Linked DNA regions of Homo sapiens: region 2 is linked to region 1. The links are chromatin loops, found by intact Hi-C in ENCODE. Cell type or tissue: Calu3. All regions are shown on one strand. Each heading gives the region's core, and the rest is flanking DNA. Links, peaks and the distances in the headings are about the cores only. Region 1 has its middle 180 kb from the start of RDH14. Region 2 overlaps LOC105373451 (a long non-coding RNA gene).

What was found. Peaks named below come from ENCODE experiments on the same cell type or tissue, not always from the same donor. Only the 100,000 strongest peaks of a DNase experiment are listed, where the experiment ranks them.
Region 2: a loop joins it to region 1, with 9 times the contacts of the local background. A loop is called at or near these places in 5 of 110 quality-filtered maps.

Annotation. Positions count from the first base shown.
Region 1 is chr2:18,376,598-18,379,525 of GRCh38, forward strand. No RefSeq gene overlaps it. Among named protein-coding and RNA genes, the nearest start is that of RDH14, 180 kb to the right of the region's middle. In Calu3, for the core only: a CTCF peak has its summit at 1,635 (motif pointing left); a DNase peak (open chromatin) is centred at 1,664.
Region 2 is chr2:18,298,381-18,301,308 of GRCh38, forward strand. The region is part of intron 2 of LOC105373451 (a long non-coding RNA gene); the gene reads right to left. Among named protein-coding and RNA genes, the nearest start is that of RDH14, 260 kb to the right of the region's middle. In Calu3, for the core only: no CTCF peak of the experiment used is centred there; a DNase peak (open chromatin) is centred at 1,291.

The sequences.
Region 1 (2,928 bases), core at 134-2,633:
TTCCAAGAATGTAAGGTTGGTTCAAAATAGAAAATCTTTTCATGTGATTTGCCATGTGTATTAGTTTTCCATTACTGATGTAATAAATCCTGAAAATTTATCATATTATAGTTCTGAAGCTCAGAAGTCAGATGGAGGCCTCACTGCACTAAAATGAGGGTGCCGACGAGGCTGAATTATTTTCTGGAGGCTGCAGTGGACAATTTGTTTCCTTGGTCATTCGGATTGTTGGCAAAATCCAGTACCCTGTGGCTGTAGCACCGAGGTCTCTGTTCTCTTACTGGCCATAAACTGTGTGCTGATTCCAGCTTTGGGAGGCCATGGCATTCCTTGGCTCATGGTTTCCTTTCTCCTTCTTCCCAGCCAACAATGGTGGGTTAGTCCAATACTGCATCTCTCTGACCCACTCTTTCCCGCCCTCTTCCATTTTTAAGGATCATGTAATTAGACGGGGCTCACCTCTATCACCCAGGATGATATCCCCACCTCAACATCTTTAAACTTGATCCCTTCTGCAGAGTTCCTTTTGCCATGTGGGCTAACAAACTCACAGCTGCCAGGGATGAGATCATGGACGATGTGCCTACTGCATCATACTAAGAAACAGAGGGAAGAAAACTGTGGAATCATCACAATGAATTTTAAAGTAATATTTGAAGACATTAAACATTTTATCATTATTAATCTCTTACGAATGGATAAATTATGTATTTTAAAGAATTCCTTCAGAAAATATCATGCTCAATGATAAAATACTAAAAGTATTCCCCCAAAGATATGAGGAAAGACAAGGATACCAGCTATCCACTCTTATTTTAACCATTTACTGGTTGTTCTAGCCAATAAACTAGTATAAGACAAAGCAGGAGTACGAGGTTTGGAAAGGAGAAAGTAAACTATCATTAACTTCAAGTAATATAATTGTTTTCACAGAAAAGCCAAAAAAACTATAAAAATTGCTTACATTAATAATTTATATTTTTTTCTGATATTAATAAAAGACAATTGTATTTTATACACCAGCCATAGTTTTAAAACATGCAGTTTCAATAAAATACATAGTTTGCAAGTGAAGTAAGGAAATACAAGGTATTCAAATCTGTGCAAATCTGTGCAAAGCAAATATGGAAAAGTTATAAAATATTTTTCAAATACTTTTTAAAAAATGCTAAATAAATTGGGAGACATGTTTATGAATAGGAACATTTCCTTCTTTCCTGAGGTCATTTGGAGCCATGACTGTGATTTGTCACATTTGCTTCCTAGTGGCGTTTGTCCAATCAGTTGGGGAGGAGCACAAATGGACTGAATGGAAGGAGGATGGAAAGCTCATGGAGCCACAGCCTCACCTCAAATTCCTTTCACTCCTGGGTTCAGAGATTTCAGATGAGGCCCTGAGGTTATTGGATATCTTGGGTTTGATTTACCCTTGTGCTTTCGGGTTTATTCCAGGAGTCAGTATACTTAATATATGCAAATTTTGTTTTTTACTAATTCTGGGTAATCTTCACTCCAGAGTGATAATTTAATTAGCTTTAGTCTTCAGTAACAAAGTTCTTTGAAATTATTTGCCCTGAGACTGAAAATCCCTGTCAAGGAAATCTCTGTTGTCAGAATATAGGCTTTGCTGCCCTCTGCTGTTGGATAGGGGTAACTCTTCACCGAAGAAGACTGTGGAGCCAGGAGACCCTCGAAGGGAGGCAAAGGCCAAGGATGAGGAGTCAGGAGGAGAATGGCTCTTATTCTGGACACTGGCATAGGTGATACAGCCATGCACATCTCTTCCATGGAATTAGGAGGAATTTCTGCAAACCTTCAAGGACTTCATGGATGTTTGATAAGAAATTTTGCAAAAGAATGTATTTCCAACTAGAAAGTGCAACATGATTTTAAAATATGTAATACCAGTATGCTTATTGATAGTTGTGTTTTTTCTGTATCACAAACTACCAGATGCTCCATCCATTTCTCTTTGGTCCACATCTTAGATCCACCGCTGACATCAACTGGATTGATTGGATTATCTGGAGATCATTATGAAACAAAGAGTAGCATATAGATGGTTTATGGGTGATTACTCTCAGAAGGTGCACCTATGAAGAAGTTACACAGACAGAATTGTGCAGAAAGAGAAGCCGAATAACAACATAGTTAGAACTGCTGCCACAGCCAGTCTCATGGGGAGCTCTGGAGCTGAGATGGCCTTTTGGAATTGTCCCAAATTAAGGGAGACTGGGCCTTTGTGTCCCTGCATTGGCCAATTATTGGCCATGGGCGAGCTCCTGTGAGGTGTATAACCTTGGACAAACCAGTTCCCTAAAGTCAAGTGCAATTTTCTGTCAGGGTCACATTATAAATTAGCAGCTGATATTTCCAGACGCTGAGACCAGGCTATGTTGGCCCTGAAGTGGGGATCTGGACTGTGTAACACAGTATCTATTCAGTGAGTCTTGTTAGGAAACTATGGAATCTAAAAATTAATGAAATCTCTAGTTGAAGGGTGTCTACATTCCAGTGTTAGGTTTCATTTGATGTTACTTGAGCTGAGCTTGGAGAAATGGAAGTCTTTACACAAGAGGATGCATTAGAGAAGGTCAGACATATGATGTAAATGACATAAAGGGTTAGAGGAAGAACATTACAGAAGTCTCTGCAACAGCAATATTCTGAATAAACAGGTAACTATTGTGAAGAGGAACAGGAAGGTGTAAGGTTGGTAAGATTCAGCCAAATCAAAGATATAAGTTTTAGAGATTGTTCATAGCTGACTAGAGACCACCGCCTCATCTCACCACAGTATGACTAGCTGTGTGGTATTAGGCAAGTTACTCAATCTCTGAGAGCTTCAGTTTGCTTATCAGTGTCAACAGGGAATAATAATAGTACCTTCCTCAGACAGTTTCAGTGAAAATTCGAGACCTACATAAA
Region 2 (2,928 bases), core at 176-2,675, 78 kb before region 1:
ATGTAACAGGCTGCTGTGGAGAGTAGTAAGTTCTTTATCTTCATAACAATTTGAGTAATGCTATACTTCTATTAATGTGGGATCATGTTATATTGACTTTAGTTTAATATAGCTACAAAGTTGTTGGTTGGGTCTATGAGAAAATCTTTACATATATTTACTTAATCATCTTGACCTTTTTTATTCTCTCTTTGGACATAATTCTACAAGTCATGACTTTGATGATAATATTTCAGGACCAATGACAGTGATTTTCATCCATGGTAACATGGATGTTGATTTGGTACTAAATAGCAGCAACAACAAAAAGATTATCTGCAGAGATATTATATAATATGTCCAATTGATCAGTCTAAGTTTCAGAGTTGAGAAGGAGAAAGACTAACGTATATTAAGCAACCCACTGTACTATCTCATTCCATCCTCCCCCCAAAATGTGTGGTAAATATTTTGTTCATACATATATGATATATGTGTGTATATATATGTGTGTATATATACAAGTGAACACACACATAATACTTTTACAAGCTGTCGATTATATGTTTACGAGTGAGGAAGTGAAGGCTTAAAATAACTTTTTCATGGTCACATTATTAGTATTCAGTCCCACTTATGATTTCAAATCTCATTGCCTTTCTACTCATAGAAGATAAAATAAACAAAAAAAGAGGAAAGGTTGTATCTGCATAGGCAAAAATAAGCATGCAGTTTAACCAAATTGAAAAAGGAGAAATGTGCACTTTTATAGAGAATGGAGGAAAGACATTACTGAGAAAGTAACTTATTACCAGCTATATTTGGTTGTTTAAAAACACTTTGCCTTGTAATAAAAATTATATTTATACGTACATTGAATCTTTTTTTCTTTTTTTGAAGACAGGGTTTTACTCTGTCACCCAGGCTGGAGTGCAGTGGAATGATCATTGCCCACTGCAGTCTGAAACTCTGGGGCTAAAGTGGTCCTTCTGCCTCAGCTTCCCAAGTAGCCAGGAGTACAGGTGCACACCATCACATTCAGCTAATTTTTTCAAAATATTTTGGAAAGATAGGGTCTTTTTATGTTGCCCAGGCTGATCTCAAACTCCTGGCCTTAAGCCGTCTTCCCACATTGGCCTCCCAAAGTTCTGGGATTACAGGCTTGAGTCACCATGTCCAGCCTACACATTGAAACATTGAATCTTTATTTTCTCAAAATGAGCCTGACCCAGTTTAGGTTATCTCCTGAGGTCAAACAGTTATGAGCCAGGACAAGAGGAAGTCTGTCTGCTTCTGTCAATGTGTAATCAGCCTGCAGAAATTTCTGGAATGCTGGTGGCTGAGATGCCTTTGGTGTTACTCAAGGAGTGTCTTATCTGTAAGACTACTTTTCTAAAGGAAAGGGAAAATAATTCAACCTAAACTTTCTGAATTCACAAAGATTAAATGAGGACAGTGTTGTTGTGGGGTGAATGAAAAATGAGTACAATAGTAAAATAATATAAAGGGAACTAACTCTAGGGTAAGTCCATCAAAATAATTACGCATAAAAGCTCATGAAACAAATACAGGCTTTGTAGGAATAAACGCTGTTAGAACGCCTGAACAATACCTTTGAAATAGTTGCATAATCGTTGTAAGGAAATTAGGCGATGGCTTATGCATATTTCATGAAGCCTGTACGTCGCCCTGTCTAGGCTTGTGCACACACTTACGAATGAACAGCAGCCAAAGCACTCACTTTTGCATTTAATAGCAGTGTAAATCTGATCTGCAAATGTATCCCCACACTTTCTCAATATGCTTTTCCCTAATTTTTTTTTCCTGTAGAAAATTCTACTCATCCTTTAAAGCCTCAGACATAGCCTTGTTGGTAGCTGGTAATACATGGATTACTGATTTAAATAAAAACAGACTGAATTTTGCATGTTTCTAGTACTATTGATAAACACGTTTTGGATTATCCAATTTTATGAACTACAATAGGTCTTTTCTGTTGTAAAAGAAGATCTCTTCTGAATGTAGAAAAAAAAAAAGCTGCAGAGCCATCTGTTAAAGGTATACTGAACATGAACTCTGTGTGAAGTAGTGACAAGAACACTAGCCTGATGGTTAGGAGATATTGGTCCTTATCCTAACTCATCATCGATTCCGTGTGCAACTTTTAACAGACATCTTTCCTGTTGTTTCTGTTTGTACGACTTAGTCAGGAAAGATACCTTGTTAAACGTTGCACAGAGAGTGCAGCTTAACTTGCAGAGTAAGTTGCTTACTATACAGCACATTTAGCTTCTTGCCTTTTCAGATAGACTGTGGTCAACAGGCATTGTTGTGCATCTTTTATGTCCAATAACACTCAGCAGTGTGAGGTACCTAGAAGATACTAAGATATTTCGCTTTAATTGATTTAAATTAATTGGATTTTATTGTTCTCCTGTGTGGACTAGAAAAAACCATCCTTGCTCTGCATACTGCACACTTTGTTCTGTGGCAAATCATTGCATGTGAGGTTATGTTAGGGGAAACAACACATAAGGCATTATGTAAACAGACAGATCGGGGCCAGCATCTTCATCTCAAGAGAAGCAGATCTGACTTATATGGCCTAACCTGTGAATTCAGTAAAGGGAAATAAATCCTTTGTAGGTTGAATAACAGCAACCAAAATACCAGCTCTAGAATCTGCGTGTTGAAACCTCACAATGCTGCAGCATTTTTTTCTGCAGGAATATTGCATCTGAGCTTCTCATCTATTTTTCTGCCTTCATGTATGGGTGTCTCTGATTGATTCATAAATATGGAAAGTCGTTGTCCTTATTTAGAATCAGGACCATGTCATCTTTCCCTGTTATACAATGCTGTCTCACAGGGGCACAACACTTTCACCCACAGTGTTGCTGGAGCTTCACAAAAACAGTGATTCAAGTAAGGAGATTCTCCATATTTTTG